Regions from separate parts of the Homo sapiens genome. Here region 2 is linked to region 1. The links are chromatin contacts, found by POLR2A ChIA-PET in ENCODE. All regions are on one chromosome and are shown on one strand. The core of a region is the stretch at or near the end of the contact, and the rest is flanking DNA. Distances in the headings are between cores, read along the strand shown. Region 1 overlaps PDZD2 (PDZ domain containing 2). Region 2 overlaps MTMR12 (myotubularin related protein 12).

Region 1 (6,828 bases), core at 1,183-3,682:
GGCCTCCTGAAGTGCTGGGATTACAAGCGTGAGCCACCGCACCCAGCCTAGGGAGCTTATTAATGTATCAGCAGGTTAGTCATGAGATCATTTGGCCAGAAGATACTATAGAATCTCTGTCTTACCTGTACACAGCACCTGTGGCTAATGATGGAAAGGCAGTGTGGCACAGGGAAAGTAAAACCATGGGCCTGGCATGAGCTCCACTGCTGACTAGTTGGCACTGGTCGAGTTACAACTTGGGCAAGTTATTAAACATTTCTGAGCTTAGTTCTCTGGGCTGGTGCTCTCTGCCTTGGTCATCTCACAGAGCTGGAGGGACCATCAAATATATGTTAACAGTGATTCCCTCCAGCTGATAAGGTTATGAGTGATCCTTATATTTTTCCAAATTTCTACATTGGTTATATATAATTATAGCCACTCATAACCTTGCTGTGGTATCATATGGAATAACAGGAATGCATTCACTTAGAAATTGATAATGTACCACATTAAATGCAAGTTAATATTGGTTATGTTACTACTTGGTTACGAGTATGTTAGAATATCAAATTGTTCATTTTTAAAAATGTTCAATATACCTCTACTTTATCAAGGAGACAGTACGAGAAATCAATGTTGTTTATAATCTCCTTAACATAAATAACTTCTCTCTCTCTCTCGCTGAACAAAGAATCTGAGATGACTTATAAAGCCATATTATTATAGATGTGTGTTCAAGTGGTTTATATAAACATATATGTCAATAGACCTGGAAAATGCTAAGTCATAAAAACTATACCAGGCAAAAGTCGTTTTTTTAACCTTATTTTTGTTTTAATAGAAATGCACATCTTTTTTCCTTCTCCTCAAATATCATATTTTACCTCCAACCACTACCTGTGTTTTAAAATATAATGTTTGGCCATTGGGTAAATTTCTTCTTTTAAAAAGCATCGGCCGGGCACAGTGGCTCACGCCTGTAATCCCAGCACTTTGGGATGCTGAGGCAGGTGGATCACCTGAGGTCAGGAATTAGAGACCAGCCTGGCCAACATGGCAAAACCCCGTCTCTACTGAAAATACAAAAATCAGTCAGGTGTGGTGGTGTGCACCTGTAATCCCAGCTACTCGGGAGTCTGAGGCAGGAGAATCTCTTGAACTCGGGAGGTGGTGGTTGCAGTGAGCTGAGATCGTGCCACTGTACTCCAGCCTGGGTGACAGAGCAAGACTCGGTCTCAAGAAAAAAAAAAAAAAAAAAAAACAAATCACAAGTTTTGGATAACTGTATAAAGGCAAATTAGGGTTTTTATTCATAATAATTTATATCTATTAAAATAAGAGTTTTGTAATTCTAAGTTAATACTCTCAGAATGAACTTTTGAGCAGCATTTGAAACTTGTACAAGACTAATTTTTCTCATAAAAATTTTAGTTACAAAATTTGATTTTATTTATATCTGAGAAAGAAAATAGAATGGATTGCTATAAAGTATATGTCCTCAAATATTGGAAGAAAAAACCTTCCTCTTTTGGTACGTGAGTTAAATTCTGTTTTTATTTACTACTTGATTTAAATTGAAGTGAAATTCATATAACATGAAATTAACCATTTTGAAATGTACAAGTCAATGGCACTTAGTACATTCAGAATGCAATATGACCCACCACCTCTGTCTAGTTCTGAAACTCCTCTACTGTTTTTATGTTACATTTGTGTTACTAATAAATAGAAAATTAACTGAGTTAAACTCTATCTAGGTTTCCCTCAGCTGGTAACTGACATTTTATGAAAAGATTTCTTACCAAAGCTGCTGAAAGACATATTATCCCTTTCACCTCTGTGCTCTGCTGCCACCTTTGGGCCACTTTATCACTCACAATGGATAAATTTCACATGAAGCTGATTTAACTGTTAGTTTTAGAATTTCATTGCATTGAATGTTAGGTAGAAGAAGAGAAAGTAATGGACACTTAGCCAAAGTGAAGTCTTGAAATATGAAATGTCAATTTTGTTTATCCAGATTCGTTCATTCCCTCACTACCAAACTAAGGAGTTAGTGTTATAGTCTTGGATATCTCTATGCAATATAATAACAATACCTTACATCTGTCTAGCCTTATATGTGCTGTTTTTATAACTGTTCTCATTTAATCGTCTTCTTTTAAGCTCTATGAGTAAGACTGGGAATGTTTTATGCCCATTTTAGAGTTGAAAAAAATGGAGGCTTGGGGAAGAATGATATGACCATTTAATTCCTAGCAGACCTTAAACCCACAATCTGGATCTGCTGGCTCCTAGTCCAGGGCCCCTTTGCCTTTTCCTGAACTAGCTCTGCTCTCTATATATGATCTCATCTTACGGTGCAGAAAGCCTGAAAGTTATTTCAAGTGGCTTGTGGTTGTCATTGTGCCAGGAATCTCTGGGAAAGCTGACCACTGGAGATGCTTGTGTCTCTACCAGCTGTGAACTAGCCAGTGCTCTGTCCCATCTGGATGCCAGCCACCTCACAGAGAACCTGCCCAAAGCTGCATCAGAGCTGGGGCAACAACCCATGACTGGTAAGATTATTTTCCCATTTGTTAATCTTAAAGTAGGTGGGGAGATACCCTAATGAAAGCATTATACAGGCCAGGCGCAGTGGCTTACACCTGTAATCCCAGCACTCTGGGAGGCCGAGGTGGGCGGACCACTTGAGGTCAGGAGTTTGAGACCAGCCTGGCCAACATGGTGAAACCCCATCTCTACTAAAAATACAAAAATTAGCCGGGCGTGGTGGTGCGCACCTTTAATCCCAGCTACTTGGGAGGCTGAGGCAGGAGAATCGCTTGAACTGGGTAGGCGGAGGTTGCAGTGAGCCAAGGTGGCACCATTGCACTGCAGCCTGGGCAACAAGAGCAAGACTCTGTCAAAAAAAAAAGAAAAAAGAAAGAAAGGAAATTGATATTTTTAAGGAGAAAAATCTTTTACACAAATTAACATTTAAATACTGCCTGCATTTAGCACCTTTACTATATCATTGTGCCTAAACTCATCGTTTTCATGCCATGTTGAACACATCCATTTTCAGTCAGTTGACCCTTTTTACCCTTTTGTGACACCAACAAGACATGAGATGAATCAAAAGGACTTCCCACCCATCAAAATCACAGCACTCTGCCTACGTGAAATCAAATGCACTGAGAAATGGCAACAAAAACCTCCACAAAGGACAAGTGAAATGATACTGAAAAACCACACATAAGTGTTGATGAGAGATTAAGTAACATCGTGGAGGCAGAAGTTATCTCAGTATTTATTTAGGTGCCAGGTGCAGTGGCTCATGCCTGTAATCCCAGCACTTTGGGAAGCTGAGGCAAGTAGATCATGAGGTCAGGAGTTTAAGACCAGCCTGGCCAACATGGTGAAACCCCATCTCTACTAAAAAGACAAAAAAATTAGCTGGGCATGGTGGAGCACGCTTATAATCCCAGCTACTCAGGAGGCTGAGGCAGTAGAATTGCTTGAACCCGGGAGGTGGAGGTTGCAGTGAGCCAAGATCATGCCATTGCACTCCAGCCTGGGCTATACAGTGAAACTGTGTCTCAAAAATTAAAAAAAAAAAAAAAAAAAAAGGAAATTAGTTAGATGTGGTGGCATGTGGCTATACTTTGGAGGCTAAGACCAGGAGGGTTACTTGAACCTAGGAGTTTGAGACTGCAGTGAGCTATGATCACGCCACTACACTCCAGCCTGGGTGACAGAACTAGACCCAATCTCTGGGAAAAAAAAAAAAGTGTGGGGTGTGTATGTGTGTATGTAAAATTTGGCTACCCATCATCTAGTAGTTGAACAAAATAATATTGTAAAACATGATTTTTAAAAATCAACTGAATTAAGTGACTTTGCTTCCTTGTTAGTGGAGACCTTTATTGAAATTTTGGATTCTGGTGGGGCGCGGTGGCTCATCATGCCTGTAATCCCAGCACTTTGGGATGCCAAGGGGGGGCCGATCACTTGAGGTCAGGAGTTCAAGACCAGCCTGGCCAACATAGTGAAATCTCGCCTCTACTAAACATAAAAAAATTAGCGGGTGTTGTGGTGCATGCCTGTAATCCTAGCTTCTCAGGAGGCTGAGACACGAGAATTGCTTGAACCCAGGAGGCAGAGGTTGCAGTGAGCTGAGATTGTGCCATTGCACTCCAGCCTGGGGGACAGAGTGAGACTCTGTCTCAAAAAAAAAACAAAAAAAAAACAAAAAAAAAAAAGGAAATCTGGATTCTAAACTTGCACTCTGTGGGTAGGGGACACTCTTCTCAGTGGCTGGTGATGACTGTGATCCCACTTGTCGAGCTCTGTGGGAGTCCCGGCAGTCCTCCGCAACTGTCGGCTGGTTGTTACTGTCTCAGCGCCTGCCTTCTGATTGGTTAGCAAACTACGGTGGTAGACAGAAAAAAGATAGCCTTCCTTTTTAGGGCTGTCCTACAAAATAAAAATGTGGGCCGGGTGCCGTGGCTCACACCTGTAATCCCAGCACTTTGGGAGGCTGAGGTGGGTGGATCCCCCGAGGTCAGGAGTTCGAGACCAGCCTGGCCAACATGGTGAAACCCAGTCTCTACTAAAAATACAAAACAAAATTAGCTGGGCATGTTGGCGGGCGCCTGTAATCCCAGCTACTTGGGAGGCTGAGGCAGGAGAATCGTTTAAACCCAGGAGGCAGAGGTTGCAGTGAGCCGAGATCGAGCCATTGCACTCCAGCCTGGGCAAAAAGAGCGAGACTCCGTCTCAGAAAAAAAAAGAAAAAAGTGAAACCCCAGAATATCTATCCCATACCCTGATGGCTACTCACAGAAAAAATACAGGCCCCTGATGTCTCTGTTCTGTGATCCGAGGCTCTTTGTTCCTTTGTTAGTGATGAGGCTGTTACTGTGGGTTCTGGTTTCTCTTTCGGGTTCACATTCACTTGCTGGACAAACACTAACAAGCATTTTTTTGTTAGCAATTTGACTTTACTGCAAAGAGTGTTAAAAAGGGTTCTATTTGGCCGGGCGCAGTGGCTCACACCTGTAATCCCAGCACTTTGGGAGGCCAAGACGGACGGATCACAAGGTCAGGAGATCGAGACCATCCTGGCTAACACAGTGAAACCCCATCTCTACTAAAAATACAAAAAATTAGCCAGACGTGGTGGTGGGCACCTGTAGTCCCAACTACTCAGGAAGCTGAGGCAGGAGAATGGTGTGAACCCGGGAGGTGGAGCTTGCAGCGAGCTGAGATCACACCACTGCACTCCAGCCTGGGCAACAGAGCGAGACTCCATCTCAAAAAAAAAAAAAAAAAAAAAAAGTGGGGGGTGAGGGGTTTCTATTTGAGGGAGATGAAGTTACATTGAGGCAGCCTTCAATGTCACCTTTCAAAGTAAGGCTTCATTTGAGGCCAGTATCTTCATACATTTTAAGAGTGCATGTTCTACATAATGGTCCTCTGGAAGTTTTCTTGGAATCCAGATTTGCTTTGGAATAGAAGAGGGACAGCAAAGGGTTGGTTTTTTTCACTAAACCAACATTTCCTATTTGCAACCTCATGCAGTACATTCTTTCCTTTCTTGCCACTGAGGAATTTCTTATTCTAGGTAGGCCAGTTTTTGTCAATACTGAGGTTTTCATCAGTGTTAGAAAATGTAGTACATATACACTATGGAATACTATGCAGCCATAAAAAGGAATGAGATCATGTCCTTTGCAGGGACAAGAATGGAGCTGGAAGCCATTATCCTCAGCAAACTAACACAGAAACAGAAAACCAAACACCACATGTTCTTACTTATAAGTGGGAGCTAAACAATGAGAACACATGGACACAGGGAAGGGAACATCACACACTGGAGCCTGTTGCGGATGGGGTGGTGGGGGGAGGGAGAGCATCAGGATCAATAGCTAATGCATGCAGGGCTTAATACCTAGGTCACGGGTTGATAGGTGCAGCAAACCACCATGGCACACATTTCCCTGTGTAACAAACCTGCGCATCCTGCACATGTATCCCAGAACTTAAAAAAAAAAAAAAATACCGCGGGTTTGTACCTTAAGTAAGTGGGTTGCTGCATGTCAAGTTCTCTTGTGTTATAGTGTAGAGAGAATTTCGTCTCCCAGCCCCGTACTCCCTGGAGCTCTGTGCACCTCTGTGACTGTACTGACCCCGGTGGGTGCAGATGTTTGGATGCTTTTCTGCCTTGCCCTCTCTGGATTTCCCATAGATAATGAGCCTTGAGAAAGGTGCAGCTATGTGTCCCTTACACCCACTGAGCAGCCAGGAATGCTAGACCAGGAACTGATTATATTTAACAGGCAATGATATATGTGCTATATTTAGTTAACATGTCAAAACATAATATATTAGTTACCATTTAATTCTTTAAGGGTCCTCGTCAGGATTGATCGAGTTGCAGTGACACACTGGCACCCTCAAGGGCTTTTGGGGTGTATCTGAAATACCCGATTACCGGATCTCTAAAAGATTTTAGAGCTTCTGTCTCCTTTTGTTTAGGTATTTCTCTCTCCTTCCCAATGAAAAGGCTATCTGTGACCAGTTGGTCCTGCTGAGTACTTGAGTGCTCGTAGCAGTTCTTCTTCCAGTGTTATTACAAATAGCTGCTTTCCAGTATGTAAGAAGGATGTTCTTCAAAACATGTCTTTGTTTTGTTTTGTTTTGTTTTGTGGCGGAGTCTTGCTCTGTTGCCCAGGCTGGAGTGCAGTGGTGTGATCTTGGCTCACTGTACGCTCTGCCTCCCAGGTTCATGCCATTCTCCTGCCTCAGCCTCCTGAGTAGCTGGGACTACAGGCGTCCGCCACCACGCCCAGCTGATTT
Region 2 (7,191 bases), core at 4,615-7,114, 160 kb after region 1:
AAGTGAGTTTCAAAATGTTTTCAAAATGCATCTTTACAAATCCACAAGCCTCATTTATTAGCTCCCAGAGGCGAGCCCTTGATGAGCAGGGAGAGTAGTTTCTAGTGTGCTTTATCATTTAGAAAGCGCTTATCCTCCCTGATTAACCAGTGATCCTGCCAGGGGGCTAAGAGAAGCTATGTTAGTCTCTCCCTTACAAAGGAGGAAAGGGAAGATTGGAGATGCCTGGAGGCCGGTCCCCAGGGTCTCACACAGGGCTCATGTTTCTTTTCAATTTTCCTTCAAAACTCCAATATGTCCATGTTGAGATGCTAAGAAACATTTGTACAGCAACTTTATTTCACACTTCATTTTATGCATAATATCATTAAATAGAGTGGAAAATATTTGAACTGCAATGTATAGGCAGGGCAATAGGCTCAGAAAATACAAGTGACTTCTCCAAGGGCTGGGTGAACAGCAGCAGATCAGGTCTCTTCTTAGACCTCAGACTCTTTCCCCATTAGACATGGTGCCTGCCAGTCCCCCTTTTCTCAAGATATACAAAAACATATGGGTAGGCGCAGTGGCTCATGTGTGTATTTCCAGCACTTTGAGAGGCTGAGGCAGATGGATCGCCTGAGCCCGGGAGTTTGAGACCAACCTGGGCAACATGGCAAAACCCATCTCTGCAAAAAATACAAAAATTAGCTAGGCATGGTAGTGTACACCTATAGTCCCAGCTACTCAGAAGGCTGAGGCAGGAGGATTGCTTGAGCCCAGGGGGTTGAAACTGCAGTAAGCCATGACTGTGCAACTGTATTCCAGCCTGGGCAACAGAGAGAGACCATGTCTCAAAAACAAAACAAGGCCAGGCGCTGTGGCTCACGCTTGTAATCCCAGCATTTTGGGAGGCTGACATGGGTGAATCACCTGAGGTCAAGAGTTCGATACCTGACCAACATGGTGAAACCCTGTCTCTACTAAAAATACAAAATTAGCCGGGAATGGAGGGGAATGCCTGTAATCCCAGCTACTTAAGAGGCTGAGGCAGGAGAATCACTTGAACCCAGGAAGAGGAGGTGGCAATGAGCCAAGATTGTGCCATTGCACTCCAGCCTGGGCAACACGAGCGAAACTCCTTCTCCAAAAAAAAAAAAAGAAAAGAAAAGAAAAGAAAAAAAACAACCATACTCGTCTCCACAAAGTATCAGCTCTCTCTGCCTCCCATGTTATGTAAATGCCATCAACCTTTCAAATTAGTTTCTTCAAGTCCCTTCCAGGACTGAAAGATGTGATTTCTATTCAGCTCAATGGGACACAGATAAGTACAGGCCAGGCCTGAAAGAAACCATCTTGCTCAGTGAGAGAGACCTGGATCACCCAAGGAACCTGCCAAGCCCTTACGATCAGGAGCCATGGCTCTGTGTGCCCACAGCATTCTGTGTCAAGCTGTTCTGTACCACAGACAGACATGCTGACTACCTGGAGTATGAAAAACCACAAGTAACACTGCTAGCATACGTCAGCGCTGCAGGTGAGTTGATTAAAGAAAGTTTGTGTGTTTTCATTTTTCCTTCCAACAATCATCAATAAGGCAGCCAAGGGAGTGTGTACAGCTGTCATCTAGACATGTACACCACAATCTGGGGGACTCATTTTCACCAGGTGACCTAAAATGCTAACTCTCCTGTGCCTGAACTTGGAGGTCCAGGCCTGGAGCGATTAGTCCAGACAGAAGCAGAAGAGGCTATGGGGACATTCCCACCCACGCTACCACTAAGGCCCTGGTAACAGATGGCATTAACATAACCCTGTGCTTTCTTCTTTTTTTTTTGGAGATGGAGTCTCATTCTGTCACCCAGGCTGGAATGCAGTGGCACAATCTTGGCTCACTGCAACCTCTGCCTCCCGGGTTTAAGTGATTCTCCTGCCTCAGCCTCCCAAGTAGCTGGGACTACAGGCATGTGCCACCACACCCGGCTAATTTTTTGTATTTTTAGTAGAGACGGGGTTTCACCGTGTTAGCCAGGATGGTGTCGACCTCCTGACCTTGTGACCCACCTGCCTTGGCCTCCCAAAGTCCTGGGATTACAGGTGGGAGCCACCGTGCCTGGCCCCTGTGCTTTATTTCAAAAAGGTTTATGTGCAAGGAAAATTGACTCTGAATGGCCAGGTGTGGCGGCTCATGCCTGTAATCCCAGCACTTTGGGAGGCTGAGGCAGGTGGGTCACTTGAGGTCAGGAGTTCAAGACCAGCCTGGCCAACATGGCGAAACCCCATCTCTACTAAAAATACAAAAAATTCGCCAGGCATGGTAGCGCACACCTGTAATGCCAATTACTAGGGAGGCTGAGGCAGGAGATAAGCTTAAACCCAGGAGGCAGAGGCTGCAGTGAGCTGAGACTGCACCACTGCACTCTAGCCTGTGCAACAGAGCAAGACTCCGTCTCAAAAAAAAAAAAAAAAAAAAAAAAATTGACTCTGAAAATCTGAAATCATTCAGTTCCAAAATCTAAAACTTTATTTATTTTGAGATAGGGTCTCACTGTCACTCAGGCTGGAGTGCAGTGGCACAATCATGGCTCACTGCAGCTTTGACCTCCCAGGCTCAAGCAATCCTCTCACCTCACCTTCCCTGGTAACTGGGACTGTAGTCAGGCATCACCATGCCCAGTTTATTTTATTTTATTTTTATTTTTGGTAGAGATGAGGTCTGTCTATGTTGCCCAGGCTGGTTTCAAACTCCTGTTCTCCCAAAGTGCTGGGATTACAGGTGCAAACCACCATGCCAGGCCTCCAATTTTTGGATTAAGGATGCTCAACCAGTAATGGAATGCAAATATTCCAAAATCCAAAACAATTTGAAATCTGAAACACTTCTGGTCCCATGACTTTCAGATAAGGGATGCTCAACCTATATTTTCTGTAGAAAACCTGCACCCTGAATATCTTTTTATTGCAAAGACTAATTTTGTAGAAAAGGTAGGAGTCTCCCTCACTGAGTTACTTTATATTTAAGTCTTATTAATAAATATTATTCCCACTGTGAAATATGTATACACCCTTGGTGTACACAATTTAGAAAACTCTGAACATACTTGTTAATATCTCTTTCCTCTGGGAAAGGTTTCACTATTATTTAAAGTATCCAAAGTCATCACACAATGAAACGATCCTAGTTTTCTTAACAAACCTGTTTGGCTTACACTTTGCAAGCAGCAATCCTACTACATCTGATGACAGGTATTAAATAAGAGATTCAGTAGTTCTCCCTATGACGGAAACAGTCTGCAGTGAGGGAACTCACCTCCTCTTTGTCGTTCTGGCGGAGATGGTTGCAGCGATCCAAGAAACAGTGGCCACCCATGACCCACTCCTTTTGGATGAGGCTCTGGAAACCAATTCTGGTTCTGCAGTGGGGGTCCATCATCAGTTGCACCAGAGAGGAAATGAGACAGCAGAGGTCGGATGCATTCTCCTCTAGGAGAGGCCCCAGCAGCAGTGCAAAGAGGAAGGAGGGCATAAAATGTTAAAAAGTTTCAGAATGCTCTCACTTGCACAGTTAAAAGTAGGATTCCCAACACCAAGGTCTACTATTAACAGTCATGTTCTTATTCCCTAAAGGCAAGGGCCAATAACAAAGGGTTATGTTTTCAGACTGAGACATGAACTGCTCTAGCATGTCTAGTACAGGTTCTGGCATACGCTGGTACTAAATGTGGATTTGCATACTGAATAAATAAATGCAGCACTGCAAAGCTACTTTCAGCTTGTGGGGGTCTAGGTGTGCCACACAGAGACAGGAGAATCACCCACATAATGATGACCTGCCAGGCTCCGCAGGCCAAGACTAAAGCTCTTCCCTCCTAGGGTGTGGAAGCCTCCGTCACTGAACTCCTCCTGGGGTGTGGACGCCTCCGTCACTGAACTCACTATTTCATGGCTCAGCTGCTTCTCAAACTCACCTCAGACATCCCTTCCTCCACTCCTAAGTCCTCCACTAACTCTACTTTGGAGAAAGTTTAATATTTCTTGACTGTAGCAAAATTATTTCTATTTTCAGCTCTAAGGCTCTGTCCTTTTCTGTTTGAGGGGCACAGAGGTGCCTGCTTCTCCTGCCTATCCTAGGAGACAAACTCTCCTTGGTCTACTTCTACATGCCCACCTGCCATGCACTTTCCAAAACTCATTTGATGAAAAGTCCACTCACATACTTGTTTAACATTCATGACTTAGAGCAAAAGAACCACATATCTTTATCCGTGCATTTGTCTTAAGAGTTTTAAGATCCTAAAAGTCAGGGTCTACATCCCCATAGTTTCCCTTTCACAAAAATAGGTGCAACTCGAGTTGTTTTTAAAAAATGTCCATGAGGAGGATGGTGCTAGTATCATTGGTGTTAGAGAAACTTAAGAATGAATTGTAGGCCGGGCGCGGTGGCTCATGCCTGTAATCCCAGCACTTTGGGAGGCCGAGGCGGGTGGATCACGATGTCAGGAGTTCGAGACCAGTCTGACCAACATGGTGAAACCCCGTCTCTACTAAAAATACAAAAATTAGCTGGGCATGGTGGTGCACGCCTGTAATCCCAGCTACTCAGGAGGCTGAGGCAGAAGAATCGCTTGAACCAGGGAGACAGAGGTTGCCGTGAGCTGAGATCGCACCATTGCACTCCAGCCTGGACAACAGAGGGAGACTCCGTCTCAAAAAAAAAAAAAAAAAGGAATGAATTGTAACTAGGGAGGTGCTCATATTGTGATAACTCTTTCATCCTGACCCCTATAATCACAGAGCACTATGGGTCCAAGCTTACACTTCTCCCTCCAGGAAACAAGCCTCAACTATGGGATGACATGGGTTACAGAGAAACAGATTTTCATTTTTGTCTTCTAGTGCTATCAATTTTCAAAACAAGTTTCTTTTTGGAGACAGAGTCTCACTCTGTCACCCAGGCTGGAGTGCAGCGGCACAATCTTGGCTCACTGCAACCTCTGCCTCCCAGATTAAAGCAATTCTTGTGCCTCAGCCTCCCGAGTAGCCAGGACTACAGGCACACAGGACCAAGCCCGACTAATTTTTGCATTATTAGTAGAGACAGGGTTTCGTCATGTTGGCCAGGCTGGTCTCCAACTCCTGGCCCCAAGTGATCTGCCTGCCTTGGCCTCCCAAAATTCTGGGATTACAGGTGTGAGCCACCGTGTCCAGCCACAAGTTTCATTTTTAAGGAACTCTTTCTTCTTGGATCTGAAGGGTGTTAATGATACTCCTGTGGGTAATGGAATGAAGGACTAAAAGAGATTTCCAAGGTGAGACAATTCAGTAGTCCATCCAGGAGTGAAGGATTTCTCAGTTCTATCAGTCAAAGATTCAAATTTCACTCTATGCAACTCTGTGATTAATGTGTTCTGGCCCTGAGTCCTTCCGTTTCTTAGACCTCCAATCTTTATCCCTCCCCCTTTTCACTAGTTGCTCAGTACTCAAATAATGCTCTGTTCTGTCACGGCTGGTTAGGTCTTTTTCAATAGCACACTTAAGGCAACTCTCTCATTAGGTTGCAAACTTCTTGAAGGCGGAACAGAGCCCTGCACATGGCAGAGGCTCAATAAATGTATTCAAATCTAAGTCGGTCAGCCAATATCAGATGGACAGAAGCCACAGAAAGATACATTTTCCAGGCTGCCCTTAGAACCCAGGGCCAACAGTTACAGAGTTTCAGAGAATGATAAAAGCTTGGGGGTATAAAGCATGAGACAATCTACTTAATTTATAGTGTGGGGCTAAACGAAACATAGTATTTCTAAACAGCAGGTAATATTTTAGCTCATATGTAACTAGTTACAGCACCAATCTTCCTTGCATGGTGGTTCACACTTGCTTTCGCACATTCTGAATGTTTGCATCATGTACAGCGAGTTAAGCCCACTGAGGAAAAGGAACTCACAGGCCACCAAGTTTCTATGGTAACTGAATAAAGTTGTCAACCACAAAGATATAAAAATAACAACCAAGTCATCCATGGATCTCTTTATATAAGAGGGATTCTAAAAAGATTTTAAATTTAACCAAGCTCAGTTAATATAAAACAAAATCCAAAACATTAAGAAATGTGAGCTTTGGTAAAGATACCAACAATTCCTTTGTGGACTGTGAATAGGTCTGCCAAGTGCAAAGTGAAAGAATTTTGTTTTAAACTCTAACACTGAAATCCAAGGCAAAGGATTCCAAGGTTAGGGAGAAAGGAATAGGAAGGATTTCTACACTAACTCACTCCTTTTGTTTCCAAATACATAAAGCTACATATACAAAAATTGAATCTCAAGTGAAGGAAAATGGAAATCATCCTTTGTGCTTCCTATATATTACCTAAAAGAAGAACATTCATGTTTTGTGCTTCCATACATTCTGTAATCTCTATTGCTTTTTTCAGGCAACGTCTGAATAGGAAAGAGACAAGAAAAAGGGGCATTAGTTCATGAGCTTGGTAACACAAACACTACGTAGTTGAGAGAGAGTCTGACTTGATCTTCAGTCTTCTCTCTTATTTTTTTTTTTTCCACGCTAAAATCCTCTAGAAAAGAAACGAACTTCCATTTACATTATTTAGATACTGGGATATATTCCTGCCCATTAGAAACTGAAAATTTTCAGGAGGGAATCCTAAAGTTGATGTGAAAATGCTCCTAGGTAATTTCTAAACTAGACATTCTTATTAAAAACTCACGCCTGAGTCTGCTGGTGAGCAAGATTCATAAAAATCCATACCTGGAGAATGTGAGACATGTCCAGATTGCTTTACTTAAGGTGACCTGCTGAATGTATCAGAATGGCTAAAAAGCTCCAATATGCTCAGAAATCCTTTTTGTCTCTCTCTACACGTTATTCCCTTTGCGACTGTTGCCGCTATTCCCAGCTTTGACTTGTATAACTGGGGGCCTTCACATCTGTTGTCTTCTGCTTGCAGACGTGTCCTCTCCTACCCCCCAGCCACCTTCCCTTCCCACACCCCGACTCTTCATCTGGCTAGAGATGCTCACCCTTCTCTGCCCACCCCACACAAAGAAGGGTTCTTTGCTTCCATAACATTTATCCCTGTCTGCCATTATATATTCAAATTATGAGACGTGTAGCAGGATGTCTGGAGCACAGTTCAGTGTCTGGAGGGCCAAGGCTCCTTTCCGCAGTACTCACTTCAGAATGGAGGGAGAATGT

Evidence for each region. ChIA-PET counts read pairs that join two places held with the same protein, here RNA polymerase II (POLR2A).
Region 2: POLR2A ChIA-PET joins it to region 1 with 10 read pairs in AG04450. The contact joins two enhancer-like sites. POLR2A ChIA-PET finds 5 or more read pairs at or near these places in 2 of 52 experiments (AG04450 and WTC11).

Annotation. Positions count from the first base shown.
Region 1 is chr5:32,075,064-32,081,891 of GRCh38, forward strand. PDZD2 (PDZ domain containing 2) reads left to right here. Exons shown (of 25, transcript NM_178140.4): 19 at 2,399-2,543. Among named protein-coding and RNA genes, the nearest start is that of GOLPH3, 96 kb to the right of the region's middle. Within about 2 kb of position 2,433, at least 2 of the 41 ENCODE cell types and tissues checked have a DNase peak (open chromatin) inside an H3K27ac peak, as active enhancers do.
Region 2 is chr5:32,235,712-32,242,902 of GRCh38, forward strand. It overlaps MTMR12 (myotubularin related protein 12), which reads right to left. Exons shown (of 16, transcript NM_001040446.3): 12 at 6,346-6,416; 13 at 3,290-3,462. Among named protein-coding and RNA genes, the nearest start is that of GOLPH3, 65 kb to the left of the region's middle. Within about 2 kb of position 5,865, at least 3 of the 41 ENCODE cell types and tissues checked have a DNase peak (open chromatin) inside an H3K27ac peak, as active enhancers do.